Regions from separate parts of the Mus musculus genome. Here region 2 is linked to region 1. A link is a loop called in an ENCODE intact Hi-C map of the cell type or tissue named here. Cell type or tissue: left cerebral cortex. All regions are shown on one strand. Links, peaks and the distances in the headings refer to the core of each region. The heading gives the core; the rest is flanking DNA. Region 1 holds the start of Ddc (dopa decarboxylase). Region 2 holds the start of Gm51937 (a long non-coding RNA gene).

The links. Peaks named below come from ENCODE experiments on the same cell type or tissue, not always from the same donor. Only the 100,000 strongest peaks of a DNase experiment are listed, where the experiment ranks them.
Region 2: it touches region 1 in a loop (2.1-fold over the local background); 5 of 42 quality-filtered maps call a loop at or near these places.

What each region holds. Positions count from the first base shown.
Region 1 is chr11:11,882,099-11,898,512 of GRCm38, forward strand. Ddc (dopa decarboxylase) reads right to left here and starts at 16,046. Exons shown (of 15, transcript NM_001190448.1): 1 at 15,914-16,046. 1700042O10Rik (RIKEN cDNA 1700042O10 gene) reads left to right here. Exons shown (of 4, transcript NR_045178.1): 3 at 859-981; 4 at 2,542-3,223. In left cerebral cortex, for the core only: no CTCF peak of the experiment used is centred there; a DNase peak (open chromatin) is centred at 9,956; H3K27ac peaks cover 1,406 bases.
Region 2 is chr11:11,836,062-11,852,475 of GRCm38, forward strand. It overlaps Ddc (dopa decarboxylase), which reads right to left. Exons shown (of 15, transcript NM_001190448.1): 7 at 10,575-10,641; 8 at 3,337-3,431. It overlaps Gm51937 (a long non-coding RNA gene), which reads left to right and starts at 293. Exons shown (of 2, transcript XR_003949848.1): 1 at 293-1,012; 2 at 2,108-9,754. In left cerebral cortex, for the core only: a CTCF peak has its summit at 8,368; a DNase peak (open chromatin) is centred at 8,494.

The sequences.
Region 1 (16,414 bases), core at 5,555-13,554:
ATAGGGGAAAAAAGTTTGCCCTCAACTTTGAAACACCAGGGACAGATGGGGAGCTGTAGCCAAAGGGGGATTACTCAGGGCTTTCCGGAGGAGTGAAGCCCACCATATACATATACTTCTAACTACAAAAGGCGGTTTTTTGGGTTGACTCACATGCTCAGAGGCTGTTTCTTCCCACAATGGCTGTCAGCAAGCTGGAGGACTAGAAACAAGTTGGCACTTAAGTCCAAGAAACCGGAAGTCTCCGTACAGGATCCACCAATGGTCAACCAGAAATCAAAGCCCTGGAGGTACCACAGGGAGTCACTGGGTGTTGGTATTTATTGAGAGACGGAAGAAGCCAGAGTCTGATGTCCACCAGTCAGGACAGCAGCAAAAAACAGATACCTGCTAGGGCAGGGCAGTGGAACTTCCTCCTTCGGCCTTTTGATTCATCTGACCCAGTCTATTGGTGCTGCTCAGATGCAAAGCTAGTTCTTCTGTCAGTTCACTGACCACCCTCCAAGAGTTTCTGGTAATATTGTCCCATACGCACCAAGACATGTGCCTTATCAATTTCCTAGGTGTCTCTCACTCTAACCAAACAACCAAGGGCAATGATGATAGCACCCACTAAACCCAGTGAGTAAGAAAAATGACTGAGAGCATAGGAGTTAGTCTCGGGGTTGGGAAGTAGCAAGCTGGATCAGATAGATACCAAGGGTGGAAAGAGATGAGATACATGTGATTAGATGCTAGCAATATCCGCTTTGCAGGCAGGGCTTCTTTGTCAAACTGGGTTTAAGCTGACTAATGTTGAGCTAGGAGATAGTTGGTATCCAAGGACAACGTACCTGATCAGGTTTTTCCTTCCTCCAGTGTTCTCCACTAAAGGGACTACACACAGGCATGATTTAAAGATGACCCAGCCTCCATTTCAGAGTTACCATTTGGGTGCACATTTCAGCCAAGAGTGCTTAGGAGACAATGGTGATACATAAGGTAAGCTATAAATTACAGCCCAACAGGAGGCGGGAGGGAAACCATATTGGTAAATGCATTCTGTCCTGTGCCTTCTCACGATGACATACTACATACGCACTGGGACCTGGCTACAGTCAGGCGGTGCCCCTCCTTTGCTGAGTATTACCATCATTATCTGTTTCCAGCTCTGTTTGTGGGAAAAGGTGGGCGGGGGTGGGGGGGACGGCAAAATGCAGAGCTGAGGTTCAGGGTCAATAGATGACCTATTCGTACAGACCCTGACTCATGTTTAGTGGCTATACACCAACATACTTCTCAAATTGCTACCATATTAACCCTCGTTTTCCTTAACTGAAAATAAAAAATCAAGATTTTTGTTTTGGTAATGAGAGTCCCGCCACTATCAATTTATTGTATTGAATAGATGCATAGGAATAGCTTTGGACAGTGCTACTAAGAATTGTCAGTTAGAGTAGCTCCCCATTGTCTCGGTTTTCTTCTTCTGAGGTTTCAGTTAAGTTACTTGCAGTCAGCTGCAACCCAAAAACGTTGAATGGAAAATATAGGGCTTGCAATTTTTAAGTTGTGCACTCATCTGAATAGCATAATGGCATCTGTGCCTTCCTGTTCTGTGTCACCCTGTACATAAATCATCCTTTAGTTCAGTGTTTCTCCCCTGTATATACTACCTGCCTGTTAGTCGTCCCAACACAGCAGTTCTTTGTCCAAGTAAGCCTTGTACTAACGCAATAACTTTCCCGTTGCATATTCGCTATCGTTAACTTCTTTCTGTGTCTTACTTGTGAAATAAGCTTCCGCCCAGGTACATATGCGTAGGGTACATTTCTGCCCTTAGCTTCAGGGAGCCTCTGTAGGTCTTGAACTGTAGCTCCCTATGAATTACAGGCAAGTATTCTAGCAGCTTTTGATAATTACTCTAAAGCAAGCCTCTTACCTGTTCTGCAGGTTTTTGTTTCACACTAAAAAAAAAAAACTGAAAAAGTCCGAAAAGTGGAAAACATTTGATCACTTCTTTAGGACCAATTTTTCTAGAGATATATGGCTTTAGTGTTTTTACATTATACTGCTAAATTTCTCTGAGCACACTGTTTTATCAGGCTTCTCCTTTGATGGGGAGTGCTACACAGTCACAGAGGTTAATTTTAAACTTAACCTGTCTCCTAAGCATGAATGGTTCTCTTTTACCTCTGACTATTGAAATCAACCAGTGCTCAGATGTTGCTTTCACGTCTGGATTTCTTCATTTATGAATTGCTTATTCACTGCATCTTCCACTAAATACCGGCAGTTTTTTATTTAATTGCAAGGATCCTAACACATTACAAAAAAACTTCTACCCTCATATCTGCTTGTTTATGTTTTGTGATGTTTTCCTCATTTTTGTCTGACCTAATGTGGGATGATTTTATTCTGACTTTTAAGACTCAGAATGAAGAGCTTTTGCAGGAGATTTAATTTCTATGTGTCAAAATCTCACAAGTTCCCCCTTATGATTTGAACCTCACGTGTGATTTCTATGCCTTTAAAAGTAACCATTTTTGCAATCCCTTTTTATAGGAAGCTGAAGTATCTGAACGTTCTACAAAGCTGAGAGAGGCCCTCAGCCTCCCAGCCCAGCAGTGGTGTCTGTCTCCTGGGAATAACACAGCTTTATGGACAAAGCAGGATGTGCCAGGGAAAAACAAATAAGCATGCAGCAGCCCACTATGGAAGGAAATATTCCTAGTCAAACAGTAACATAATACCTGCTTATTCTTTTCAAACCCTCCTGTCATTTATTTGAAGATTATTTTCCACTGAAGCCTTTGCAGAAGGTACTTAGAGCAAAGCCTCAAGAGACTCTCACGCTCATTTTGGAGCTGTCTGATATTCATGGCTCCGAGCTGGGCAAATATTAGCTGGAAGATGTAGACGGTGATAAGGCCAACGGCCTACACTTCTCCAGACCCTAAAAGGGTTTCTGTTGACACAACCTGATTTGTCTCGGCAGCAGCTGCACTGCATAGATTTTGCACGGAACCCCTGTCATGGTTGGTGCTCGTGTGGGGAGCCAGGCACCTCCCTGGATGCTTTATCATAGGAGCGACGGTCAGCACAGTTCTATACTCATGGGCTTTAGGAAGATAAGAACCCCCAATCAACCCTCAGTTATGAAGTTATTATTGTTGTAGCTTTCTGTTCCACTGTTGTCCTTTGGTAACCGAGAATAAGTGAATAAATAAATGAATGAATCCGTTCAGCCTTGTAAATATTTTATTTCTGCTCTATTGTATATTGGATCCAACCGTGCTTTTATGATGTCTCAAAAAGCTGCTTATCACATCCCTGGTAGAGTCATAGCTACTGTAGAGACACCCACAACCACACCCTCATCTGCTCTGTGATCAGATCATTCTAACCATGCCCAGGCTATAGTTTTTACTCTCTGCAATTTCTCTTCTTGGACTCCTCTGCCATAGCCAGTTTCCTAGAGTCCAATCTAGGCCCCTACTTACATTCTTACAAATCGAATGGGAGGTAGTACAGTAATTCTACTTCTGTGGGACCTTGGTGAAGACTTCCGGTTGTGGATCTGAAGCCTGCTTCACTGAAGGGACATGTACATCCTACTGTGGCATGTGTCAGGGTGTAAGGTCTTGTGGGCCGAGGGAAGGACGGAGAAGTTCCAAACACCCATGCATGGTCCTGCCTACCATTTCACATTTCCATGCTTCCATCCGAAACCATAAGAAATGTTTCTAGCCATGAGAAATTGCTAATAATTTGAAGAAAGACTATCTGAAACTTCATCTCAACAACAACAAACTCCAAAGTCCCCTAAGCCTTTTTAGACTCTGAAGATGCTGGCTAATGAAATGCTTTTAAATGAATTTTCTGGCCAGCGTTTTTTCCCCCACTGTTAACTGTGAAGCACAGGAATAGTCAAAATTGACTCAAGAGGGGCTTGGTATGTGCCAGTGTCAGGTGATCCAAGGTCAAGGGTTCATCTTCAATTACCATGGAGACTTCAACCTTCAACCTTTCTAAGGTTTCCTGTCAATTTTTGCAAAGGCAAACAGGCATGAAAACACCCCCAGGAGTGCCATCGGTAGGATGAAAAGAGGCTACATGCTGAGTGCCTGCAGCCCAGTCGCACTCAGGAAAAACTTTTATTAGGCAGCAGGGAAGTATTGTGCAGGGGAGGGGGGTGGGATGTGAGAATCCTCCCCTCCCCTCCCCTCCCCTCCCCTCCCCTCCCCTCCCCTCCCCTCCCCTCCCCTCCCCTTCCCACTGCTCCCCTTTTCTCTCTCTGCTTTGCCTCCTGCATCCCAGGCTAGATTGAGGCTCAGAATGGTCTTGTACTCCTATTCTTCCTGCTTCCACTTCCCATGTTTACAAACCACAGACTAGTCTGCTCTACACCAGACTCAAATTTGGGTGTTTTAGTGTTTTAAGTAAGAGGGGAAATTCACTGAGCAACAGCAGCAGCAGCACATGGGTTTTTTTTTTTTTTTTTTTTTTTTTTTTCTGGCTGTAGAGGCCACTCCCTCACATGATCTTGCTGCATTTCTGCCCTATGGTTCACAAGCTTCCCTTTATCAAGTGGAAAGCCTGCCGCCGGTCTGTAACTACCCACCATTTCCTTTTCAGTCTTGAGAAGTAGCCTGCACTAACTACAGATCTTCTAAAAGTCAGAGCCAGGGAATATGGAGACAGCACTCAGAGCTCAAGTGTATGCTCATGTCTGATTTGGGTTTATCTTTGGGTAGCATGTGTTTCTGGCCACTGGTCAGGCAGGAAAGAAAGAGAAAAAAAAAGATCAGGATCCCACGGTCTCCTTCTCAGGGACATCCTAGTGACCTAAGGACCTTCCACTAGATGTCTTGTCACCTGTCAATAACAGTATAACCGAACCACTCCACTGAACCAGAGTACCCTGTTAGCAAGGTCCCGTTTTAGCGGAATTCAGGCTCTGGCTCCTACTACCACTGAACTAGCATGAGCTCTAAGCATCTTAACAGATGTTGCAAATGCCCATTGCCTGACAACCGCTAGAAAAGTGTCCTAAAGCGGCATCAGAACTTGAGGCCTGATCATCCCCTGAGCCTCAGGCACAGTCATGATGCCCAAATGCCTCCCAGGGCATATAATATACTGGCTTCTGAGGCACATTCGTTGGTAAGAGGCCACGTTCATTACGAAGGAAAACAAGAAGCCTAGACAGCACTTGTTGAGATGTAACCATAGCCAGTCTTTCACATTAGCCCATTTATGCCACGGCAGAAGACATGGCAAACCAGGTGGCTTACACCCCACAAACAATGGTTTTATAAAGTTGCAGGCGCTAGGATTCTGAAATCACATTGGCTTTCAGGCGAGGTGCCTATCCCAGGCTCACACTATTGGCTTCTTGCAGTGTCCATGGAGAAAGGAATGAGGGTTCACCGCATTCCCATCTTCCAGAGCAAAGCACCCACAAGGTCTCACTTCCTATAACCACCATGTCCTGTAGTAAAATGGGACATATGAGCTTGGAAGTATAGAAACCACAGTCCTTTGAACTCCATTTCCAACATGTGAGATACCCACAGTTCCACACTCCACACTCCACACAGAACTGTAATGATGCTCAGGATGCTCACAGTGTGCCAGTTCTCCCTACCCTTGCCCTTCTGCAGATGAGAAAGGGGCCACTGATTCCTTCCTATTTCCTCTTTTGTAACCATGAAGCATCTAAATATTTTCTTGGCTGACAGTGTATAGAGTTTAAGTAATGATTTTCAGCTCTGTTCTCCTGGGGAAATACTATTTCTAATCATATCACCATGCTGTGACCCAAGCTATAGAAAACTAGAAAAAAAATCATGACATTTGTGACGTTAAAAGAAAAAAAGATAACATTTGGGACTGAGAGATCACTTTTCTTTTCTTTTTTTTTTTTTTTCTGTTTGTATTTGACTTTCTCCATATGCCTATCTGAAAAATCAGAGCATAGCCAATAGTTTACCAAGTCTCACAGTTCACTTGCCTTTCCTGTAGGCTAGAGACCCCCTCAGTCTGTGTTCTAGTGACTGCCTCTCCGTAATAGTCTCATATTGGTTTATTGTCTTTGCAAACACTGACACCTGGCACTGTGGGTTTATTTGGTGCCCTTTGGTACCCGCTTCTGATAGTCTCAATTTTCTCTCAAGAATGAGGTCAATGGTAAACACTGACTTCTCAATTCGTCAGCACAGTTGCTGGTCTGTCACTGTGTTGCTAAGAACCCTGTATTTCAGACTCTTCCACATTCAGTTCTGAGAATACATTGACATTTGGTTGTCACATTATATTGTCCAAGAAACCAAACAAATAGGTATTTCCTAACCTTCTGTTAAGCACATGGTATTCACAGTATCTTACTTATCTAACCGTGTAAGGTGAGATAAGGATTATTATTACAGATGACCCGAGTCACAGAGCCAGCAAGTGTGGATGGGCGCAGTCTTCTCTCCTTCTGAAGCCAGCCTTTTCGCAATCAGCCCTTGACCTGGGTATCCCACCCTGTCTCTGTAGCCTGAGAGGCACAGGTGGACCCCAACAGCTCTCCTGCCAGGACTGATGGAGATGTTAGCTGCAACCCCGAGTACAGTTGCAGTGGTCCAGCCCTTGCCACTAGGTTTCTGCCACTCCTAACTCACAGGAGGACAGAAGAGTAGCTTCAGGAGGAGGACTAAGACACCAGGCTGCCTACTACCTTAGGTGCATCTCCATGGGAACAGGCTGGGCTAGCCTGCTGTCCTCTGTTCCCTCCATTTGCACATCAGCTCCGCAGAGCAGAGCTCCCTTCAGAAGGAAGAGAGTAGACAGGAAGCAACAGTTGGCTTGCATACGCTTGCATATATCAAAAGTGGTATATATACACGGGCCTGTCCCAGCAGAAAGGCAAACCTACTTCCTTACCACCTCATGCCACTCAGTCAGTGGGATTTTAACCTTCCCTATAAACCTGCTCTACTTGCCTATGAGGTACATCTGTGCCTCCTGAGGGCCTTCCTGCCAGAATGCCTAGGAACAAGAAAAGAAACTTAAGACTGTTCTAAAATACCAATGAGCAATCATTTCCTGGACACTTTCTCAAACCTAACACCAGACAGAAGATGAGTTTGCAAAAGTTCAGGGAGAAGTCTTCACGATAATCAACAGCCCCAAGAGAGGAAAACAAACAGAATTAGATCCCTGGACACTTCTTTGGCTATGTGAAGTTTTAAAGGAGAATGTAAATTTCCTTATCTCATTAGTACAATCCATGTGTAGAGGCCCACACACCATGTGTCCAGGGAAAAGAAAAGGATGCTGTCAGAGATGGCAAGGTCTTATTTCTCTGCAGACATTCAAATTCCCTGTCCCTGCTAGTTCTTCATTGTCCTGGGATACACTGATCTAGGATACTGCAGGCTCTGACTGCGCTTGCGGTGAGCCAGAGCAAAGTCTGTTTCTCTCTGGCACCCCTCAAAGTTCTAAAGGAGGCCAGCTTTCCTGAGATTGTCACCTTTACTTTGATCCTGTTTTTGGAGGAGAAACATAGTGTTTCCTAACAAGAAATTGTGTACAAGGAACTGAACTGGAAGTCTTTGAAGAAGAAAAAAAAAAAAAAAAAAAAAAAAAAAAAACAACTAAGAAGAAAACCCAGGTCATTTGACTAAAGTTACCTTGGAAACTGGAGCTAAGAGGATGTGGAGGGAAGAGTGCACCTTTCTACTTGTAGCTGCCTTGCTTGTTTATAACAGAGCTCCCAGATACTGAATATCCATTGTGTGCCCAGCCCTTTAGGAATGAGATTACTACAATGTGTCAGAGGATGCTGTTAGTCATCTGTCACCTGTAAAGGCACACCTAGGTGTGCAGTCCCAAAGCTGCCTCTTGCTTTCTATCTCACAGCTGCAGGAGTCTCCCGAAAGCCAGTCCACTCACTTGGTTATGTTGCCACGATAGTTCAAATAGCAAGGGTTAAAAAGCCATCAGAAGTTCCTAATTCTCTGCTGCACTCCTATAGAAATTACTCAAAACAGACAGGCAGAGACTGGTACCGAATTTCTCAGGAAGTTCCCTTAGCAGCCCTGTCACCTGTGCATGTTGGATGCTTAGCCTTCTCAACCAGCAGTATCTCTATCCTTAGAAAGACATCATGACCAAAATCAACCACAGACGCCCACTCCAGCCCCAGGGTCGTTGTCTACCAGCAGTGGGTGCTGGGGTCTGACCCTGAGCCATGTAGACAAAGAGATGTACTCACAGGCAGCTGGAGTCGCCTCCTCTCTATTCGCTCTCTTGCTCTCTCTCTCTCCTTGGTGACAGTTAAAAGACACAGAGGATGCGATTGCCATTTATGTAGACAAAGTGTCCGCCTCCCGAAGCCAATCAGCAGCTTTCTCTGCATTATTTACCCAGAGCTTCGGCTCCCTCTCCCTGTATGCCTCCTGCTCCACAGGATGGAGCCCAGCAGAGCAGAGGGAACAATGGGGCCTGGAGAGAGGCCCAGAAGTGGGTCCTGGGTTCCCTGTCACTGTGTGGAACCCAGACTAAAGACCAGGGCTCCTAATGGCTCCTGGCAACTCAAAACCCAGGTTTCATTCTAGGGGCGAATCCTGGCTCAGGCCCTGCTTCATCCATCCGCAGGGATTCCATCCACTGGAATTCTGATACAGGGGCTGTGAGGGACTGAGAATGCCAAACCTAAATCTCACTCAACTCCTTCAAAATACAATACTGGTTCCTTTGGCCAATCACCATCCAAACCATGTTGGGCTCTATACACTTTTACCCACTGGATAGGAATGAGAAAAGGCAGACCATGCATTCTGCTAATCAGTGGGGCTTACGGGTCTAAATTTGTTTTCTTTTGAAAGGGTACACATTACCAGGTGAATCTAGAACAAAGGCTTTGGCCATACAGAGAAGGAAGGGTGGAAGAAGGGCTGACTTTAAACAGCAACACCATGCAGAAGCCTCTATCAGAACCAGAGGCATACATGCACAGAGAATACATACAAACACTGACAGAAAACGTGTTATGTACAGAGAATGCACACATGTATAGAGAATGAACACACACATGTGTACAGCACACATAGACATACCGAGTATTCACACATGCAGAGAGAGCAGATTATGTACAGAAAACATATACACATAAACAGAGAGTGCACACATATGCATAGAGGGTACCCACACGTTTATAGATGTCATATCCATGTACAGAGTGCACACACACATGAACATAGTATACATACATGCAAAGAGAGCAGACACATGTACAAAAAGTATACACACACAAACAGCACACACATATGCATAGAGGGTACACACTTGTGTACATGGGGCACACACAAACAGATGGCACACACATGCAGAGTACACACACACATTAATAGAGACACATCCATATGCAGAGAGCACACACATGGATAGTCAATAAACACATGTAGAGAGCACACACACATGCATAGAAGGTACCCACCCATGCACAGAGGACACACACCTATGAACAGATAATGAACACACTCATGTACATAGAGCACACATATGCAGAAAGGCACACACACGCACACAGGAAACACACACACAGGTACACACAAATGTGAATGCATGTCTGTACATACATCAACACAAATGTATGCATGCAGTCACTGTGCTCATGTATATGCACACATAAAATGCACATGTATCCAGGCATATACATATACTGACATATACACAAACACAGATGCATATATAATATACACACAACATTGTTCAGAGTTGAGTCAGGAGTACAGTCCAAAGTCAGGAATTCTCCATGATGTGGCCCCAGCAGGATCTCTTCAAAGGCACCTTTGAGACAGTGGAAGTGGCTTCCAGGACAGTAGAATGCACAGAGCACAGGCACAGGCAGCTCCCTCCACTACCATTGCAAACAGCAGCCATATGCACAGTGGAGGAGGTAAGGAGATTAGGTCTATCTGCACAGATGGAGCACCCCAGCAACTGGGACCATCACCAGGGGTTGGGGAGGGAGCCTTGTTGAATGAGCAGGAGGCTGACAACACCTCCCCTTGCAACACACACACACACATACACACACACACACACACACACACACACACACACACACACCTTCCAGATAACCTAGAAAACTAGAGAAAGCCTCAGTGAGGTGGGGAAGGCTGTCATGAAGCCGAAACAATATGCCCATATTCTTATGAGGAAAAGGAGTCTCCAGCACCAATTTACAGATGGGAAAATAACACCTCAGAGAGATTGGGGTACTTACTGAAGATCACACAGCCGCAGACAGACATTTGAGGACATAGGCATGTTTAACCTAATTTAAATACTATTCAATGCAGACATATACGGAAGTACTACCTCCAAATTATATAAAATGTTTCTTTTTTCTTCTTCTTTTTTAAAAGATTTATTTATTATTATAAATAAGTACACTGTCGCTGTCTTCAGACACACACCAGAAGAGGGAGTCAGATCTCATTACAGATGGTCGTGAGCCACTATGTAGTTGTGGTTGCTGGGATTTGGACTCAGGACCTTTGGAAGAGCAGTCAGTGCTCTTACCTGCTGAGCCCTCTTGCCAGCCTGAATGATTCTATTAAAAAAAAAGAAATCAGTCAACAAAATAAGGCAGGTGATGGCATAGCCTGGGAAAAGGTTGGGGACACCTAGGCATCACAGGGGGATCGTGCTTGGTGAAAGTGAGCCTTCTGAGCTTTAAAGTAGTGTGTGGGTGTGTCTCAGGCTCATGTGTAGAAATTCTTATTGACATTTCTCAGGGAGTAAATTGCAGGTTGGACGGGCAAGAATGAGAATACATAGATGTAAGATTTTTTTTTTTTTTAAGATTAGAAAGGGAAAGACATGGGGTGACAGGGAAAGCCACTGAGGTCAGGCCAGCAGGTCCCAGATCTTGTACCGGGATCTGTTTTCAGCGCCTGGGAGGGGGAACTCACAGTTTTTGCATAACATCGAAGCAGACAGATCAGTGTTTACAACAGAAGCAAACCAAGAGGAACGGATCTAACAAGAGCCGGCAAAAGCTCTGCCGGGTTCTGGGGAGACACAAGGGAAGATGAGACTAAATGGAAATAAGCCAGCTTGGAGTAGGATCAGCCAGGGTTATAAATACTTGAATTCTTCTCTAACAGGTGAACAGACTCAGCGCCACTGTAATAAAAATCCAACACATGTTTCACTCTGAAATAGAAATGGAAAAGCAGAAGCCCAAGAAAGACCAGTGAAGTTCAGAGACGAAAGAGCATGGGAGTGCAAATAGCCTTGTGTGTACTTAAGCAGAATAAAGATTCCAGAAGGGGTGAAAAAAAAGGCCCCAGTGTGGAAAATTGACAGGTGCACATTGCAGACCAAAATGGAACGGGTGGGGTGCTAGATGCCACCACAACTGTGCTCTACTTGGAAGGACACAAAGCTGGATTCTCTCCTCACTCCATTCTGACCTGTAGGGGCAAGCTTCTAAAAGAAACCAAGACGCATGACTTTCATGATATTGGAGCAGAAGGATTTCCTAAACGATTTGCTTTTTCAGCTAGCCATAAAAGATAGACAGATTGGATTTTTTTTTTCTTACTAGTACTTCAAACTACAGAAGCTAGAAACTAGAGGGAAGCTTTGAGAAGCATCTTGCTAACTATGGGTGAGCAGTTTTGAAATAAATAAAAATTAAAATAAGAAAAAAGCTGGGTAGTGGTGGAACACACCTTTAATCCCAGCACTTGGCAAGTGGAGGCAGAAGGATCTCAGAGTTTGAGGCTAGCCTGGTCTACAGAATGTTCCAGGACAAGCGTTTGTGAGACATGGAATTCAGGATTCTCATGGGCATGTGAATATGTCTTTGTGGTTGGTAGTCAGAGAAAGGAACTGTTTATGATTAACAGATAGGGTTGAGTCAGCATGTTATAGGGCAACCCTTGTCCTGGCACTTATCTTTAAAGTTTTAATATCATGTTTATTAATTTAGGTGGATTTCCAGGTCAACAGTCATACCTTCTCAGAGTGTGCCAATTTGACTTTCTTCTGGTCTTTATGGGGGACCCAGATACATCTGGCTGTGGGGCTCTCACACACAGCAGCCACTGCTGTTGAACAAATAACTGCTCAATCTATTTTACAAGCTAAAATAGATTGTTTATAAACTGAAGCCTTTCCCCGTCAAAAACAATGCTAGTGTAAAACTATAATTGAACTATAATTGAAAACTATTATATATGAAGAAGGGAAAAAAAGTCTTTGTTTTCACTCCTTTGTAATAGTGATACACTTTTTACTTTTTAAGATGTGGCTACCAGAACACCTAAAATTTCAGATTACTCAGGCACCTGACCCCGAAAATTCTTACTCCTAAAGAATATTGAAAAACCTTTACTTTAGGACAATATTGATTAGAAGCAGTTAGCAAGTAACCTGGTCCTATTGACATTGAAAGGAATGCTCCTAACATTTTGCTATTAATTATAACTGGGAATTCAGTATTGGGTTTTCTTCTGTTCTTCTTCTTATAATAAATGCTTAAGTGAATCAACCTGGGAGATTTCAAAACTGTTGATGTGATGACTGACAGGTAGTTTGGATCTGGAGTGACCCAGAGGACATGGGACGAGCCCCAGACACCCCCCCCCCCCATTCCCCCCACAGTCCCACATCATAAATGGTGTTATTTGGAGGCGGTGGAAGCTTAAGGGTTGGATCTACCTGAACCTTGGTCACTGATAACATGAATGGGATATTGGGGCCGCAGTCTCTTCCTCTTTCTTTCACTTATACTTGACTATGATGTAAAGGGGTTAGATTTCAGGGATGCTCTGTTTGCTAGATGCAAGGTCCCATATATGAGTAGAGGATCCTCAACTGTGAATTTGCTGTGTGTCAGAAATGTTTTTAATATTACATCTCACTGAGCAAGCACGTGCTTCTTCTTGCCGTTATCCTGAACAGTATAGTACTGTGAAAAACACTTAATGTCAATCGGGAGCTTCTAGCCACCTTTGAGTATTGAGTTCTTGAATAAACGACACTCCGGGTCTTTAATTTATAACAAGCCTTAATCAGCACTAGAGCTGAGCAGATGTCTATCCTCTATGCTATTATGTTTATTTTCCTGTCAATAACCCCCCTATATGATTTACTGTGTTTTGTCTGGGCTGCTCGTAGCTCCAATTACCCACTCCTTGTGGCCATTATTTTTACATTCTTACCCCATCTCCCCTCTCTTCAACTTCCTTTCTCTCCTCGTGGTCTCCTCAGACCCCAAGCCCAGAAACCCCAAACCCTGCCTATGTCTCTTCTGCCCAGCTATTGGTTGTCGGCACCATTATTTAACCAATAGTTTTAAGTTAGGGAGCAAGGTCACATTGCACGTGTGGATTCTCTGCTTCCCAGGAGCAACCAGGCCTTGGAGGCGAGTATTTATCATTACAAAACTTATCAAAAGATCAAACCTCAACAGCAAGTCTAGTGGCAATTTTAGAATTTTGGTTTCTTTAAAATAACACAGAAATATTATAAGAATATGTTTTTGTTTTAATCTTAGATATAGGCTATCAGCTTGTTCACAGCAGCTAAGGTTTGCTTCCTGTTTTAAGCAGAAGTGTGATTTTTGCTAGCGGCAGATAGTTTCTAGGATTGTGTGACATTTGGAATTGTGGGGACTTTTCAGAAGGTATGTACATGTTAGGGCTCTGCTGGTAGGGTAGGTTGTTGTTTGTTGGTTGGTTTTGATAGTTCACAGTTTATTCATGTACAAAGAAGAAACAACAGGAAGAAATTAGATATCCTGAGGGCAAAGATCAAACTTTCCCCAAGGAGCTCAACCCAGCTAATCAGTTAGAGGTAGTATGTTGACCTATGGTTGCCCCTTTCCCTTCTATCCTTTTTTCTATCTTGTCTAGTATTCGGGAGCTGAAATGGTGGGGAAAGGGTGAAGAAGGGTAGAAGAAAAAGAACCCACAAAATAGCAAATTCTGGCTACTATAGAGTACTAACAACTGTTCACACTGTATTATATAATATCTAGACATGATTCACAGGTATGGGAAGCACTATCTGTTGAAAGCCAAACAGGCCACTTTAAAAAAATATTTATTGATTTTTTGTTTTGTTTTTGTTTTTGTTTTTTGTTTTTTGTTTTTTGTTTTTTTTTTTTGAGACAGGGTTTCTCTGTATAGCCCTGGCTGTCCTGGAGCTCACTTTGTAGACCAGGCTGGCCTCAAACTCAGAAATCTGCCTGCCTTTGCCTCCAGATTGCCACCACGTCCAGCTGATTTTTTTTTTTTTTTTTTATGTATATGAATACACTGGCCGGGCAGTGGTGGCGCACGTCTTTTATCCCAGCACTTGGGAGGCAGAGGTAGGTGGATTTCTGAGTTCGAGGCCAGCCTGGTCTACAGAGTGAGTTCCAGGACAGCCAGAGCTATACAGAGAAACCCTGTCTGAAAGAGAGAGAGAGAGAGGGAGAGGGAGAGAGAGAGAGAGAAATGAATACACTATAGTTCATCTTCAGACTGTAGCTGCCTTCAGACACACCAGAAGAGAGCATTGGACCCAATTAAAGATGATTATGAGCCACCAAAGGGTAGCTAGGAATTGAACTCAAGACCTCTTGGAAGAGCAGTCAGTCCTCTTAACCACTGAACCATCTTTGCAACCTAAGTAGACCACTTTTAAAAAGGCACTTGAAAAATTCATGGGTGTTGATTTTTGCAGGGTTACAGGATCCATCCCTCATGAGTACAGAAACAGTGATATTTAGTAAAGATATGTTGGAATTTTTCGGTCTAGTGGCATATTTTTAATTTCTCCCAATAATCGTATTAATATCTCTTGTGCATGTTTGAACTTCTATGTGTATAGAATTGTATTATATGCTTCCCCCAACATAATATTTTTATTATTTAGTTGGGAATTTCAAACACACACCCCAATCACACTCCCTCTCATTCCTCACAGGTCCACCTTCCCACCCTTGTCCTCTCCCCCATAAAGCAAGCAAGTAAACAAACAAAAACCCCACTTGTATTGCCCATATACTCACTGGAGAAAGACCAAAATCCCGGTGGCCAGTCCTTTAAAGAAAGCTGAGTCTTTACACGCACACACACACACACACACACACACACTCTCTCTCTCTCTCTCTCTCTCTGTCTCTCTCTCTCTCTCACACACACACACACACACACACACACACACACACACACACACCTGCCAGAGGTTGTCAACTGTGAAGAGTTACGCTTTAACCAGCATCTTTATCACAGTTTTTAAGGACTCTTTTCAATAGCTTCCTATACGAACTGTTCCTTGAAGGAGTAAAATGTCATTTAATTTCAGTAATACACTAAAATTATTGAGTTGATTACTCAAATAACTTTCTTCAAATGTGACCATCTTTTCTTCCTCAGCCTTCTCCCGAGCGTCTTCCAGGCAAGGGTCCTTCTAAGGTAGGTCAGAGTTCTGTGAGGGGATTTTCTCAGATCTGGGAGCATGAGCACGGATTTAATTTTCACTGGAACCTTGCAAAGTAGGTTCTATTAAAACTGCCATTTCCCAGATGAGCAGGCTTAGGGAATGAAGCGACTAATGCCACTTTGTTGCGCATGGTCTTGTGAAGGGGAAGCCCTGTCTCCTTTATCTGCTACTAAACTTTCTCCCTGAAGTCATGTGTCACCACTGCATGGGTGTTCCCGCCCTGCCTGTATGTACGCACACATGTGCAACCAACTACGCAACTGCAATAGAACCGAAAAGTTTGCCAAGACTTCAGCAAAGAGGAAGCCTTTTGTTATCAACAATCCCTGTTCTCAAGAGAGCCGTCCTTTCAGCACACATTCAGTATTGTGGAGCCCAAGAGTCACAATAGGAATGGTGCCTTTTCAGCAACTAGTGTCCAACAAAATATACTACTTACTTGCTTGGAATTTGGATTCTTCACAGGTCCACTCTGTTGTCGGGATTGTCCAGCTCTGCGAACTGAAGAGGAGGTGGCGACACAACTGTGAACTTGGTGCTTGGGCAACTTACTCTCATCGATGCTTTGAACTGACCCATTTCTTTGTCCTTACATTTTAGCCTTGTATTCTGGTTAAACATTAATTTCTGCTGGTATAAAGGTCAAGGCGTGTAGCCCTTCTTTGGGCTCCTAAGAAATCTCACCCAGTGAGCTTGATTCACAACAAGCCCTGACAGCTTGGCTCTTTCTTACTTCATAACTCTACCATCTAATGCTTTCTCACACAGTCCTGATTTCATACACTTAGTGTTAGCCCTACTAAGTGATTTCATAACTCCAACCCCTGTGTTGGGCAAAGGCTGTCTTATTGAAGATCTGTCCAGAGCCTTTAAATTGATCATGGGGTCTCTAGGGCCAGACAATGGGCAGAATCCACCTGCTAGCCTTCTTTCCCAACCC
Region 2 (16,414 bases), core at 4,550-12,549, 47 kb before region 1:
CATCAAATTTCCCAGGATATACATGTCATCATGATGACAGGAAAGAGGAAAAAAAAAATCTCATAACTAATCTAAGGTAATTAGAAGTCCCCCCCACCTCTTTTTTTTCAATTTAACTAAAGGTTCTTTGGCCAGCATGACACCAGATCATACTTTCCATGAACCTAAGGGTTTTCCTCCTCAATTTTAAAGATGAGGTCTAAGTATAGTGAACAGTTGCTAGTTTCTTGGCTGGAGGGTCACAGATAACAACTGCAGCTTTGCTGACCATGCTTTCAAGGAGAAAATAGATTTCAACTGCCAACAACAGCTAGAAGGCTCCTGGGTCTCAGCTGTGCACTCGCAAATCCAAGAGCTTCACAAAGGCTGCTTTCTGCCATTTTCCAAATGCAGGCCCCGGGGTTTTGTTGAGAGGCAAACCGGTCCATCTGAGTGTCGGGGATTTGGCCTCAGAGCTTAATTTAGATAGAAACAAGGCTCAGTCTACCCCGATTTCCTAACGGGACATTTTTCAAACTTCCCAAGGCTTTGCGGGTGCTCCTCTTTATTTAATTCCAGGGACCCTCACTGAGGAGGTAGCAAAGCCCTAAGGGGTCCGATTGGTGTCAGTGATAGACACGGGAGTCAGCCGAAGCAAACTTCCATATGGACCCAAGCTGGAGGTGCCGATTCATTTCCTCCCAGGTTTCAAAAAAAGTAATTTTGAGAAGGAGACAGGAAATTACAGCAAGTTTCATTTGTTGATAAAAGGAAACAAAAGGTTAAAGCGGAGCATTGTTTGCTGGGGATTTTATTAGTTCCCTCCACTGGGGCTGATCTGTTTAAACTTCTTTCATTACCGTACAGTGATATTTTCCTCGCGCTGACAGAGAGGACGGCCCTTATCTGCAAGGGTCGGGCCACAGCAGGATATTGCGGCCGCTTATCTGACCACGGAGCAGCCGAGCCCTCAGCCAGGCAAGGAAGAGCTGTACCACTAATGGAGGAAAAATTGCAGCGAGTCCTTGTCCCTGTGAGTGCTGTGAATGGTGTCTGCTGTTGATAGGATCTGGCTGCGGTGCCCATCGCCCTGGTGGTCTGACTGTCCAGCACCCCTCTGTGAAAGGTGAAACTTTTGAGTTGTCAGTTCAGGCCGAAGATGAGCACTGGTAGATCAGGAAATCTTAAACCGGATATCTGAACTCACAAACTTAGAGCCTAGGCCGGACTACAGGAAAGGCATAGGCGAAGTGTGGCCCTTCTTGCCTCCACTATGCTGAAGGTCAAATGGGTTTCTTGTCCCTTATCTGAAATGCTTCTTTAAGTTTAAAAGTATTTACACATACAGGGTAAAGTATTAGCCACAGGACCCAAACCTAAGCATGAAATGTAAGTGTCCCAAGACGCAGCTTGGAGGTTATTTTACTAAGTGTTTTTTAAATTTCTATGTACGAGACAAAGCTTCATGGGATGGAATTTACCACTTTGGCATGGTCTCAGGGCTTGGGAAGTTTCAAATTTTGGAGCACACTGGATGTTGGAGTTTGGTTTAGAAACGTCACACACCATCAATCATTTCCGAGACCCAAACATCCACAAAACTAGTGAGGGGTTTGGCATTACAGTCATAGGATCAGAGCTTCCCACGAGTTAACACAAACCCCAGTACTTAGTGATCTTTTTTACCTCTTTCTACCTCCAAGGATGGATTCCAGTTTAGCATGTATGAAATACTCAGTAAGGGACTACTGACTGCGTAAGAGAGTGAGTGATTGTGGTGGACATAGAAACCACAATGCTGCTGGCTCACCAGCAAGAAGGGGGATTATTCTCTTCAAAGATGGGACAATTTGTATTCCATACCTTTGACAGTCGCTTTTCTGTTATTACAGTCTTATGTGAATTCAAAACAGTAATTAGAAAATTGATCGGCAAGCCTGACATGCAAGCAGAAAGAGGTTTAGGGGGACTTTCTATAAGCCCTGGTGAAAAATAATGAAAGCATCTAATGCGTGCTCAGTTTCCTGTGCACCACACTCTTCTTAAACCCTTTAAGTGTGATTAACGCAGCCACTCCTAAGGCTAACCGCACAAAGGAGTCATCACTGGTAAATCTACTTTATGATAGATGGAGGATACCTGACCTGCCCAAGGGCGCATAGCCATCCCAGTCTGGAAGGGTGAAGCCTGCTTGCTGATCCAGCCTCCCTTATAAAGTGAAGCCTCGGGAAACCTCTTCTTCCAAGAAGAAAGCAATTCTTGTCTGGCTAAAGCACTGACTCCGCAAACTTAGCATCTCCCCCCCTTGGACACACTTGTTCTACAGGAGGCCTCTTGGGGTTCTTCGGGACATGAATCTGCTAGTGGCCAGGTGGAAGAGCTTCCTAGCCTGTGGATAGCCCAACAGTAGAATTCTGCCCACGTCTGGAAAGATGGACCACAGGGCCCATCTGTGTTAAGTTTGTTAAGTATGCACTGTTTTATGCTCTGTAGCTCTGGGGAGAGTAGAGTCTTGGCTAACTGCTTTGATTGTTACTTCTCATGACAGAGTTTCGTTTGGGGTTACAGGATACACTTTGCAATTTTCAGAAGAGTCCACGGGACATTTAGAACGCATTGGTGACTTTCTGTGGAATATTGGCCACTGTGACTGCCCATCTTACTCAGGTATATGAGAAGAACGTGAGCAACTCATTGAGCCAGATCGTAGAGGATTACAGGTTGACGTTTTAAATTATTGTCTGACTGGAATGCATAGCAATTTTATTTTACTCATAAATATTTTTCTATGGCTTTATATGTACAAGTCTAACCTATGATGCACAGCTCTACCCAGGATTTGTAGCAAACTGGAAAATAGCTGTCTGCCTCAGGAGTGCTTCAAAAGTCAGGCTGCATGACTGGAATGTCCTCAGCCCCTATCCTGAGGTACTGTATTTATTAAGTTAATTTTCATTTTTTAAAAATTATGTGTATGGGGACACAGTCTAGGTACATGTATGGAGTGCAGGAGTGCACGGGACAGAGGCATCCAGTGTCCTAGAGTTGCAGTTATGGGAGTAGCTGCTGGAAACCAAACTCAGGTCCTCTGCAACAACAGTACACACGTTTATTCCCTGATTAAAGTTCCTGGCTCCCCGGGGGCATTTCATTTCTAATAACCATTGCAACTGGCTAGAAAGTAGTTTGCTGAAATAAACCGAAGCAATAAGAGTTGGGGTGTCCAAATCTTACACAGGGAGATTTCACTGATGACCTTGGGTAGCAGTGTTGCTCAGTGGTAGCCAAGTACACAGGAGGCCAGTAGGTTTGATTCCCAGTGCAAAAACAAAAGACCTCACTGAACAGCTTACTCACCTCCACACCATTCAGAAGATACCGGAATTCAGGACAGATAAAGGCACTGCCCGCGTAAGCAGCGTCAATGTGCAGCCACACACCCTCCTGGTTGCCTAACATCAGAAGGGAAAGGTGAGTTCTCCTCTGGACATACCCCAACCTTGTGCGTCTAGCATACATACCACTTACATATAGCTTATCAATAGTACTTGTGGAACAAATAGCTGGATCTCCAAAAGACCCTCCCATCAGGGGGCTAAAACTTAAGACAGAGATACCAACAGCTGGCCAACACATCAGCTGCCCAGAGAGTGCTTAGCAAATGGGGGACACACAAGCCACCACTGAACATAGTACTGAGGCCAGCATAGCTCCCCTACTGTGCTTACCCACATTCTCTTCTAAGTTCCATCCACCTCATTCCACACACCGTGAGTGCACTCCCTCATTGTATTTGCTACCTCTTTTCAAGTCCTCCTTTCAGAAACAGCCTTAGGACACATGACCCATACTCTGATGGTCTTAGTGGTCAATTTGGCCAGATTTGGAATCACTCAGAAAGGCAAAGGTCTTGTCGTGTCTGTGAGGATGTTTCTAAGGAGGGTTAACCAAGGATGGCAGACCCACACTGAAAGCGGGTGGCACCTTCCAATGCATAGAAAGAGGTCCCAGGAAAAACACGGTCACCTTCCTGCCTCAGATGGTATCTCCTAATCAGCTGCATTTATCGCTTGGTGCTGTTCTCTGTTAGTATCTCACTCCAGCTTCCTCGGCCTTCCCCCACGGACTCAATACCAGAAACTTTTCAGTTATCTGGGTTTTCAGCCGTAGAGTGGGCCTCTGGAGCATTCATTTCCTGGACTGAGCAGTGACTGAGTTCATTGTGTCTCTACATAGAGGCAGCCATTGCAGACAATCTAATACATCCCACTTTTATAACATATATGTGTATAGATGTGTGTATAGGATATAAATGCATATATTTGATAGATTCCATTCCTCTAGAGAACCCTACATACACTTATATTGTTCTGCCTCTTCCATGTCCACCACAAACTTAGGTAATTTATCTTAAACTACCGTTGGCTTGTGTCATAAATGACTTACGCTTCCTAACTAAATTTTCCCGCTTTTGCTCTCGCTATGATAAAATACCTTAACAAAAGCAACTTAAAGGAGAGCGGTTTTACTTGGCTTTACGAGGTTCAACATAGAGGAGTTCTGACAATGGGAGCTTGAAGCAGGTCATCCTGGTCAATCCATGACCAAGAAGCAGAAAATGACAACTATTTGCCCTCAGCTAGCTTTCTATTTTTTAATGAAGTGCAGGACTCTAACTCAGAGAATTGTGTTACCACTTTAGGGTGGGATTTCCACCTCAATTAACTTAATCCAGATAATCCTCTAAAGGTCTGGCCAGCAGCTAATCTAATCTAAATTAGGGTACTGGTGTGCCTGGTGTGTCTCCTACAAGAGTCCAGATCCTATCAAGTTGACAATCATCACTAACCTTCTCCCCCACCACACCACCACACACAAGAGCCTTAAAGATAGAGTGCTCACATTCTTTGAGGATGAGAAAGCCTCCTCGGCAAGCATATATGTGCCCTTAGTCATGTAGCCTAAGCTTTATTCTGAGGGTAAGGGTGGTAGATACAGCTTTGAGTATACATTAAATAATACTCGTAAATTGCCTATTCTATCACCTAGAAGTCAGTGAAAATTATTAATTTTCAAGCAGAGCATTAAAGGCACAGGCCTTTAATCCTAGCACTTGGAAGGCAGAGGCAGAGATCCCTATGAGTTTGAAGCCAGCCTGGCCTAAAAAGCAAGTTTCAGGACAGCCAGGGCTGTCACACATAAAAACTGTGTCTCAAAAAAACAAAACAAAACAAAACAAAACAAACCCTGAATTTTCATGTATGGTATAGTAATATATAAATTGAAACAAGTATTCCATGCCAGAGGGAGGCCTCTGGAAGACTCAGGAAGTAAACAAACTCAACGATCTCTGGTAGTTTCTGAAATTTACAAAATTTATAAAATGTGCACCCCACTCTACCCAGCCTCCCAAAGTTATATTAATAACAATGGCTGCTAAGGAAAGGAGACTGTCCAGAAGAGCTGCCTACAAGTTATGCTGGAAGCTCCAGGGTGCAGCTTCTGTGAGATGTCAGTTAAGTTGGGCTTGGTTTTTCAGTGATGGAGCTGCCCTTGAGCAATCCCTGTTCCTTTGAGCAACTTCTCACCCAAATGCCTGTAAATAACCCAATACAGTCGATGTACAGTCAAGCCGGATGTTTGTGGAGTTGTTAATTTGGGCCTTTAATTAGTTTCTTGTCTGAGGTGAGTAATGCTTTTTTGTATCTTATCTAGGAAAAACACACCACGAGAAACAGTTCAAGCACCAAATATAGTCACGAGGTAGTTAAGATAGGAAGGTTGAGGCTACAGAGAAGATAGCAGGCAGCTATCCCTGCACAGGTGAAGAGCCTGCTGTCCTTGTATTCATACAGAATGACCCAACCACCCCTGATTTTCCATACATGATGATCATTAATGTGTGTGCTGGGAGGAAAAACAAGTCATTGTGAATTCTGCTGATAAAGGATGTAAGAAACATTCCAAAGCTTTGGTTCAATTATTCTTCAAATTAAACCTCTTGGTAAGTCAAGGTCAAATGAATCATAAACTTTGTGGATACCACTCTGCCAGAACACCATCAAAATCTAAGATACAACAAGAAACCCAAGTCATCTGAAGCAAGGGTGAAGGTGTCAGACTCACCAAGTGCTCACACGCCCTCCCCTGCCCCACAGTGGGATGCAGCAAGAGACACAGCCTTAGGATAACACAAGACTCTCCCCAAGGAGCAACAGGATATGAGTGATGGATGGTCATCACAGCCATCACTCAGATTAACCATGAGACTGGCAGAGCTTTATACTCCTTTGTAAGACAAGACACACTGTAATTTGAATGTCTGTTAAATCCTTTGGATCCATTGGCTTTGGGAAGTGACCAGATCATCATGGTGGAATCCTGAGACACCGGAGAGATTGCTCGTATCCTCTACCATGTGATTATACATAGAAAGTGCTACCCATTAGCCAGGCAACAAATCAACTAGTGCCCTACTCCTGCCTTTCTACACACAAGACGTTTAAATAGTGAACTCCTGTTATTTACACACTCTGGGGTCTGTGGTGTTGTGTGGAGCATCCCAAATGGACTGAAACAAGATGATGTCATGTTTTCCATGGGTGCTGCTTGGGTTCCACATAGACCTCTATTTATAGAATTTGCTTTTTCGGCTGAAGTCCTCTAACATAGCTCCTTAGATGCCGTTGTTTATGTTCCGTTCAGGATATCAGATGAAGGGGTGAGACAAAACAAGATGGAGAGTTTTCGTGGGTCAACCACAAGAAACCCTCATACCTTGGCATGGGAAACTAGGGTCTAGAAGGCTATTTAGGCTTCTTTTTTCTCTCACACCCTTCTGTTGCTTATCCCATATCCTCCATCCTTGAGAGAAGGGCATGATTTTTGAAAAGAAAACAGGCCACTTGGCTGCACCCCTAGGTATCTCAGAGCTTGTTTCTTAGCACCTAGATGAAAGACATTTCACTCTGAGTCTCAACAACTAAGTGGGGAACAGCTAAAGCCACTCTAGAATGTGTCACCCATAAACCTGGTTCAGTAGGTAGGAAAATATTCTATACGATGAATCAAGTTTACGTGCAAAATCTAACCTCTGCTCTTGAGAGATGACCTATAGACCTCTTTTTTCCTGGAGCTTTGGCCCCAGACAGTCTGATACTATGATTAGTGATGGAGACACCAGGCAATTTTCACTTCTGGGGGAGTTGATCTCTAAAGGTTCTAGTTGGGCTTCCAGGAGGGTCTGAGTAGGACCAAGTCTACACAAAAACAAGCAGCAAAAGGTTAGAGAGCCTTGCCTTCTAGGGGAATGTCGTTACTCAGAGCATATAGTTATATATTATATACGGCTAGAGTGTTTCATGCCCTTGTGACTCCTCAGAGTTCACCAGAAGCTGTGTGTGCTCACACTTCAAGACTGTCCTGTGTGTCTCCTTGGCTGATTTTAATCTCTAATCTTCAACCATCCCTGTGAGACAGTTCTCAGTAAGTTTTAGAGTCTTTAGCAGCTTATGGGGTCTAAAGGAGTTTGAAGAGTCCTCAGGTTGTAGCTAGTGTCTAAACAAGGGTACTCAGTCGCAAGGACCGCCTTGAGAAGTCTGCAACTTGGATCAACTCCAAACTCCAACAAGAAAGAACTCACAAATGCTCCTTAGAAGCTTCTGTATGGGCTTCTCCTGGTCCTAAGGGGAAGGGAGACAGTACTGACAATGCCTCTGTGTTCTGCATCTTACATGCTTGGCTAAGACCAGCCCCATCATCCAGGCTCTCCAGCACACATACACATGTAGGAGTTATGTGGATGTAGCATGAACACACAACAGCCAGATATAGGGAGTTACATATGTCAGGCACATTACCACTGAGGCCACACCCACCACCTTTTGCTTCTAAAGCCATTGGCCTCCTGTTGCTACTACAATCTATTTTCTAAAAGGATGCCTCATTATGCAGAAGTCAGGCCAGGGTAACCATGGCGTACAACCTCCTTGCAAGCCCCTCTGTCCCTTGGGATGAAGCTGTGGCAGGCCATAGTATACCTATTCCCCTTCCTCAGTGTCCCCATGTGTGTACCTAAGGCTGCCACCTATCCATCTGCTATAACTTATTCTCTCTTTAATAAACGCTGATCGCCTTCCACCCCCAGCAAACAAAAGGCATTGGCTTAGAGACGGTGGGTTACAAAGGCTTAACTATAAGACGCTACCACCAGTTAGTATTATTGCCCTGATGAACACTGGCCATGCATGAAAGGGGTAGGTGTTGGCCTGTTAGCACCCCCAACACTGTCCTAAGAGCAATCCCTGGGTTTGAACTCAAACTGCAAAGTGCATATCGGGCTCTGCCCACAGCACCCGAACCGCCTGCCAGAGGGAGCTGCAGGACAGCAGGGCAGCCTGAGCTGTGCTCATCCAGCACTGTGAGCATTAATGGCAGGGGCCACCTGCTGGCTGTCATCTTCCTGCTCCTGTGGGGAGCCAGATTGAGTTCAGGGATAGCAGCCGTGTAGTCTCTATCTGGCAGAAGACTTCGGTGCTTTAAATCTGATAGCCCTGGGGAATGACATCAGCCGGCTGTTGGCCAGGACATTCAGTCCTTGGCCTGACATCTGAGTCAGAGGACTTCGACTTGCTTGGCTGAGCTTGTGAAGGTCTGCAGCTAACGAGGCCCACAGTACAGCCATACTGCGGATGGCCAGCTAGTTCAGTGTGTTCTCAGCCTGCTGTGTGTGGCTGCCGTTAGCCAGTAATAATCACAGCTGTGCCATAGCTCATAACAGGTGGAGCCAAATCCTGAGTGAATGGCAAGGCTGTGTCCACCCCACTTCTCACGGTTGGTGATTAGCCTCACGGTCCTGGCAGTACAAGCATGTACTACACGCAGTACATGCCTTTCCTACAGCCTATTGTCTGCAAGAACTCCCCTGAGCTGCACTGTGAAGGAAATACTGTTTTACCATTATGAGAACCGTTTTTCTTTCCAATTTTTTGATAGGGGAAAATGAAGGTCAGAATTTAAGACATGCAGCTGTAAGCTCTAAGCTTCCCTGCCGCTTAAGGTCATGGCCAGCCCCCACATCCACCATTGTCTCCTGCTGGCCAGGGAACAATGACCCAAGGGAGAAGAAGTCTTTCCGAAGAAGAGACCACAAGTAAATCAGGGGTTAGGAGAGGTGGGAAACGTGCTTGGCCCACACGAAGTGACAATGAAGCCAAATGCCAAGCAGGTGGCGTGATGTCTGGCACAAGTCGAAGGGCTGAGGTCAGAGAGCTTGCTAGGGACAGCTCCACCCGAGCCTTTACATCCCTGAGGAACAGAGAAGGGTGAGTTTCATGGGCTGATATATCCTTGGTGCCTTAGAAACAGTTCCAAGGCCTGCTGAGTTCCCAGAGCTCGCATCAAAGGTGAAACTTTGGAAACACAGGCATTTCTTCATTTTGCAGCTAAAACAGAATTCTAGTCTCGATGAGAAAGACAAAATGTCCTCATCTAGGGAGGAAGGAGGCAAGCATGAGGCCCAGGAAATTATCTGAAACTGAGTGTTCTTTGTAGAAGTTTAGCTTGAAAGCATTGATTTGCTAAATCAATATGAACAGCTATGTGCTCCTTACTGATGGGCATGTCTGAGAAATTTATCATTCCACAAGGCAGTCATTGGGAAAGCTTTGTTTTGCTTGTACACATCTCAGAAGTAACACATGGCATTCTAACTGGTGTTTACCCTCACTGAAAATGTCACACTGCATAGCACAGCACAATAAATTATGCCTGTCTATCTTTCCTTTGTTTCTTTTGAAACACAACTCTGACTGTCCTGGGACTCACTCTGTAGACCAGGCTGACCTCAAACTCAGAAATCCGCCTGCCTCTGCTTTTCAAGTGCTGGGATTAAAGACATGCATCAACATTTTCTGGCTTACAGTAATTTATTTTCTTTTAAAAAAACAAAGATACTTTAAAGTGGGTGTGACTAAAGACTGGATTCAAGCACAAACAATTCATGCTGTGTGTATGTCACGCATGCAACAGGACCTTCAAGTGGGGGTAGTTGTTCCAAATGTTGAAGAGCTTAGTTTCCTTAATATGGCCACCATATCCTAAACATTATATTAGCACAAAGTGCTTGGACACTTTCTCCCTTTCATAATATATTGGTGTTGTTAAGCTTAGCCGTTGTTTAGTTAACTCAAACTCTGAGTTTGTGAATTTAAGCCAATGGGGTTACATTGTTGTAAATATAACACGAGATATGCCAATCATGATGGTTAGAATTATTGATGATGAACATCCCTCAAAGTGAAAGGTTGGATAAACTCCCCACTCCATGTCTTGTTTTTAGTTTTTTGGTTTTTTTTTTTTTTTTTTTTTTTTTTTTGGTTTTTTGAGACAGGGTTTCTCTGTGTAGCCCTGGCTGTCCTGGAACTCACTCTGTAGACCAGGCTGGCCTCGAACTCAGAAATCCGCCTGCCTCTGCCTCCCAAGTGCTGGGATTAAAGGCGTGCGCCCCCACCGCCCAGCTTTGTTTTTGTTTTTGTTTTGTTTTCCACTCCATGTCAAGAATACTTTTCAAAAAGAAGAGTGAATTAGATACTTACAGATGGGACCCACTTCCAGGAGATTGTCAAAAGAACAGCAGGATGTGGTCCCCAGTGTAGCGACCACCTAGGAGGTAAAAAACAAACAACCCTTTTATTTCCCATGTTGCTGTTGTTGTAACGCAGCCAGTGGTTAGCCCAGGTACAATGCTAATGAATGTTTACATGGAGATGGAAACCCATGAATGTGTGTTTAATCGTTTGATACCGAACGGGATAAAGAGAAGAAACCTATGAACAGAAGTCTGAACTGTGGCCTGGGGAGATGGCCCACTGGGTCAGAGTGCTTTCTGTGAAATCAAAAGCACCTGAGTTCACATCCCCAGCACCTACATAAAACCCAGGCACGGTGTCACAAGCTTGTCACCCAGCACGGGAGGGGCAGACACTGGTGGATGCTAGGGACTTTCTGGTCAATTGGTTTAGCCAAAACAGTGAGCTTCAGGTTCAGTGAGAGATCCTGCCTAAAAGAGTAGTAGAAGGGCTGGAGAGATGGCTTAGCAGCTAAGACCACTTAATGCTCTCATAGAAGACCCAGATTTGCTTCCCAGAGTTCACATGGCTGCTCAAGACTGTCAATAACTCCAATTTCAGGGATCCAATGCTTCCTTCTCACCTCCGTGGGTAGCAGGCACAAACATGGTACACATACATAAATACAAGCCAAACACTCATACCCATAATGTGTGTGTGGGTGTGTGTGTCTGTGTGTGTAATTTTTTTTTTAAATGTATGGTAGAGAACACAATACAGACACCAATGTCTTCCTGTGGTCTACACACACACACACACACACACACACACACACACACACACACACACGCTGCTGTGCAGCAATTTTCTCCAAGATAAAACTATCCATCTTGGAGGGATGCTCCTTAAGACACAGGAAGTTCTAAGGCGAAGTCAAACATATCACCCTGCAGACAAGCTCTTTAAGCTCAGGAAGTAAACAACTCAATTGCTTCAGGAAGTCCTTAAAACTGGCCAGATTCAATAGGCTCCTCCATCTCCACGCATATATAAACAGAAAGGACTTCTAAGAGAACTCTCAGACAAGATGAGCTGCCAGGAAGAGGCTCAGACCAACGAACTACCTGAAAAGGACACTCCAGCCTATTGCTTTCCCTATGCACCAGGATTCCAGCTGTCATTTAAGCTGGGGGAGGCTTTGGTGATACAGTTGCCTTGAGTAATTTCTATTCCTGTAACCAACCCCTCACCCATATTCTTGTGAGTAGTATACTTACTCAGTAAAACTCATGGGTTCACTATATTGGACTTTGATGGTGGTCTTGCTTTAATCTGTCATGTGTTCCCACTCTGGGGTGGGTACATTCGTGTTCAAGTCTCCTCAGAAATAGTTACACACATACACACACCATAAATATACACAAATCTGAGCTCTGAGCTGTGAGGCTAGGAACTGCTGGTTTTCATGGATGGTCGCCCATACTGGACTTACAAAAGATTTCCAGAGTACGGTGCTTTGGGTCAAAAAGAGGTAATTCAGTCACATGGGTAGTTATTCCTATACTATATATATTCCTTTGTCAGCTGTATCTGTCGGCACTAAGAACATAGTTTCCATAGAATAAAGAATTTAGACCCCCCAGCCCTCCCCAGTTTGGTGGTGGTGGCGGTGAATGTGTATAAAACACAGAGCAAGCACACCAGAGAGGACATGCACTGAGGTCACATAAGATGTATGCAAGCGTGAGTAGAATAGTTCTCGGAGAGCCACCGGTAGGGTCAGTTAAGACACACCAGAACATTGCTCAGGTGTGTGCTTCAATGTCCTTGCTCTGTAATTTGCACTTTGTTGGACATGGAGCTGTTGCAGAAATGTATTTGCTGAGCTGACACCAGGTGATCAGAAAAACAATCTTGTTTATGAAAACGGGTTCGCAGAGATCATGCTGTTAGGATAGTGAGTGTTCTCCTCAGGCTTGATGGAAACATGTAATTTCATACACCCTTATGTCAAGTGCATGCCAAATGCCAAGGGTGCGTGATTGTTCAAGTCTCCCCAGAAGTGGTGCTACACCACACTCTTTGAACAATGTTTTCACCCTTGTGTCAAGTCCCCCTCTCCAATAATGTTGACTACACTGCAGGACCCAAATTCATATCTCCAGGCCTTTCTGGCTTCCTTTTACAGATGACCACCTATAGTTTGCCCTGAAAGGCAAACCGACCTCCCAGTGAGATCATAGCTCTCTTTCCAGGTAACCTGGCATCTGTGGGTATCTCACCTGACTGCCAGAGTCCTGCTGCTTATCTAGAAGTCTGTGTTTGTGGGAGGTTCTTGGCACCTTTGGGTAACTTTAGTGGCTTAGACTGCCTGTAATGATTTGGTACCTGGCTGGTTCCAAGGTAAATATGTCAGGGAGACAGCCCCCTGACACGAGAATCTCACAGAGGCATATGAGTGGTGGATTTGCCACCTAGTCTTGATTCATAATAGGTAAGCCCTCTTGGGACATCTTCGCCCAACGATGTCAGAACATCAGAAAAGTAGACAATGAGGACCAGGAGAGGTGACATGGGTCTGCCCTTGTAGCTCTCAGGAGTGAAGGCAGCTGGACCTCAGGTTTGGACTATGTCAGTTTAGACTATGTAGGAAGAGCATCTCAGGGCAGGCAAGAAGGCTCAGCACATAAAGCCTCTTGCCACCAGCCTGATGACCTGGCTTTGATTTCCAGGGCACAATAAATAAATGTAATATATTTTCAAAAAAAGAAGACCCTGTCTCATAAGAACAAAAAACAAGTGTGTGTGTGTGTGTGTGTGTGTGTGTGTGTGTGTGTGTGTGTGTTTGTGAGGGAGAGAGAGAGAGAGAGAGAGAGAGAGAGAGAGAGAGAGAGAGAGAGGAGAATATAAAAGCCTTAGATGTGAAGCTCAGTTGTATTGCCTTGGGAGACATACCAAGATAATCCTGGTACGAGAGGTACCAGTGGGCTTCCAGACTCTCAGGCTCCAGGTTTCCCTGGAGCCTCGGGTTCCCCTATATCTCAATCAGTTTTTTCACTTCATGCATCAACATTTTCCACACTTGCCTCATTTGCACAAGATGAGTCATGTCGTGGGCCTCAGGGCCTCGGTGATTTTTCTCTGGTATCTGTAATTTGATCCTGATATTTAACTGAATATTAAAATGCATTGCTTTAGGTATCCGGCTAACTGGGTTGATTCATCATATGACTCTTAAAACACTTTGTGTTATTCGGGGTAAAATGATGCAGTCTCAGTAAACACAGTTTGGCCTGAAATATTAATACTGCATTATTGTCTCCATTTTGTGTCTCTTAGAAATGATATATCTGCAGTGCAGCAATCGTTTCGCTCCATCTCATTTTCTCCTCTAAACACTAATTGGCCTAAGAACAACAATTTCTGCTGCTAAATTCATACATGTTAAACATTTGCTTGTTAAAATCAGCTGTTATCTATTACTGAGTGCACAGAGTTTAGAGGGGGACGTCTGCCAAATATGATTACTGCTTATCGCCTGAGATGAGCTTGTGGTCAAACATAAACGTTGATTCTTAAATTTGCAAGCAATTATTGATTTCTTTGTAATGAGCTCGAAACAACTGTGCATAAACAATAGCTTTCTGCCTCGTTCTGCAAGGAGCCTTGATGGAGACTAAAAATGAGTGGCTGGTTTTAGTGCTTTGTTGGTGTAGGGCCGATTGCTGGCTGTTTCTGGAGACCTCATCACAATGACCTTAGATAGGCTTACAATCCCTGCTTCATACTTAACTTGAGGAAGGTGCCAGAGTATCTTATTGTCCAAGAGCACACAGGCAGGGACAGAATAACAGCGATACCAATAGCTACACCTTTGGAGGGCAGGAAGGAAGGACAGTGAAGTGGGCTGCACGGGCAGTGTTCTAATGGCCTGTCCACGTGCTGTGGAGCTACAAGTCAGCTTGTCCTCATTCTCAGAAGCCATATTAAAGCTAGCACCTGCTCTGCTCCAGGCTCTGATTACCCCAGCTCAGCATCACTCAGTGCCACTAACCTGATTTCAGTGTGCTCTGCAGAGCCCTAATCACATTTGTGTAGCAGGAGGGGGCAGGAGGCAGAGCAAGCCTCTATCTTGAGAGCCTGCAGCCTTCCTGCTGGTGACAGAGCCTGTGTGACCTCCTCCCCTGTTGTCCGAACCCCACCAGCCCTTTCTCCTCACATATATGCCTCGCAGGCATTGCCCTTTGCTGATGTTATTAAGTTGGCTTATTGGAGAAGCCAACTATCATGAAGAAAATAGAAAGATAAAAACTTTATCATAAAACTCAAGCTAGTCCCTGGAAGGACAGAGTCAGCTTTCTTGCTCAAACTCTGCCAAGTATGCCTCTTATTCTTGGGGGTGGGTCTCCAGCTCGAGAAGCCTGAAATTCTTGAGGTATAGTGAAGGCTACACACCCTTATCCCAGGAGGGCGCATGTGGCCATTACACATGCACACACCAAATACTTATGACCACTAAGAAGCATTAGAAAACTAAGACAAGGCCTAGCTACTACCCCTTCCCCATCTGGGGCAGGAGGGTGTATCCCAGTTGGATAGTCCCAAGCTGCATGTTGAAATAACAAACCATTTGTACTGTTCCAAAAAGGCTGTGTTTTTTAACCCTGACGAATGTTATCAGTCCTTATTCTCTAATCAAAAATGCAAGGCACCATGAGTCCCTGCCTGTCCAACCTCTAGTATAGAGTTGCTTAGCAACAGGCATTATTATTGATCCTCTTCAAAGCTGATTGCATCTTCTACTTTCATCTGTAAATGTAGTTATCATGAAATGGTGCAAAGACTAGGCATATCTGTATCTTTACTGCAAGAAACCATTCCAAGAGGAAATAGACTGTGACTGGTCAGATATCCTCAGAGTTGGTACAAGGTACACTGAGACACAAGCATTTGTTAAATGTATGAATGCATGAATGAACTGTGACCTTTCTCTTTATGCCAACGCATCAGACTGGTGATATCTGTGGTTTCTGTCTGCAAAACAGCAACAGTATCCTCTAATATATTTTTTTGCAATTTGGGTCTTTAAAGCAGAATTCAAAAAATGGAATAGTGTTTCTCTCTCCCCTCCTGAATAAATACAGGACTTTATTTGAATGAGCTGTGCAGTGTTCACTTAATGTTCCTGCGTTTCCCCTCAGCCAATTTCTTCAGTTGAGCACATGAATACAGTTGACCCTCTGTATATGAGGTTTGATTTTAGGTTGGGTTCCAACAACCTCAAATCAAAATACTAGGAAAAATTCACTCTCCACAAGATAGAACCCACTTTTGACACTGCTTGGGTGGCCAAGAATCTGAGACCACAGACTTAGGGGAAAACTGAACACTACTGTTCAGCTATAGGAATGGAGCAATAAAACGACTCTTAATGACATTCTGCTATACTCATAGATCACTGTCTTGCTCAACCATCATTAGAGAAGCCTCCTCCTGTAGTAGATGGGAACTAATGCACAGACCCATAATGGGACAGTGTGAAGAGAATAAGAGACTGCTCAGTCCTAAAAGGGAGGTATTCATCAAATTCCTGCCCTCAGGGCTCAGGGAACTATATGGCAGAGGAGGCAAAAAGATTGTAGGAGCCAGGGGGGTTGAACGATACCAAAGGAACAGTGTCTTCCAGACAAAACAGGACTGATACACACATGAACCGATGGAGACCGCAGCAGCACGCACACGGTCTGCACAGATCCAAACCAGACAAGATGCCAGAGCTGAGATGGAGGGGTGGCTCCCATCTCTGGCCAAAGATCTATCTCCACTTAAAAAATTGCTTGCAAAGGAAAAATTAGTTTCTCCAAAGG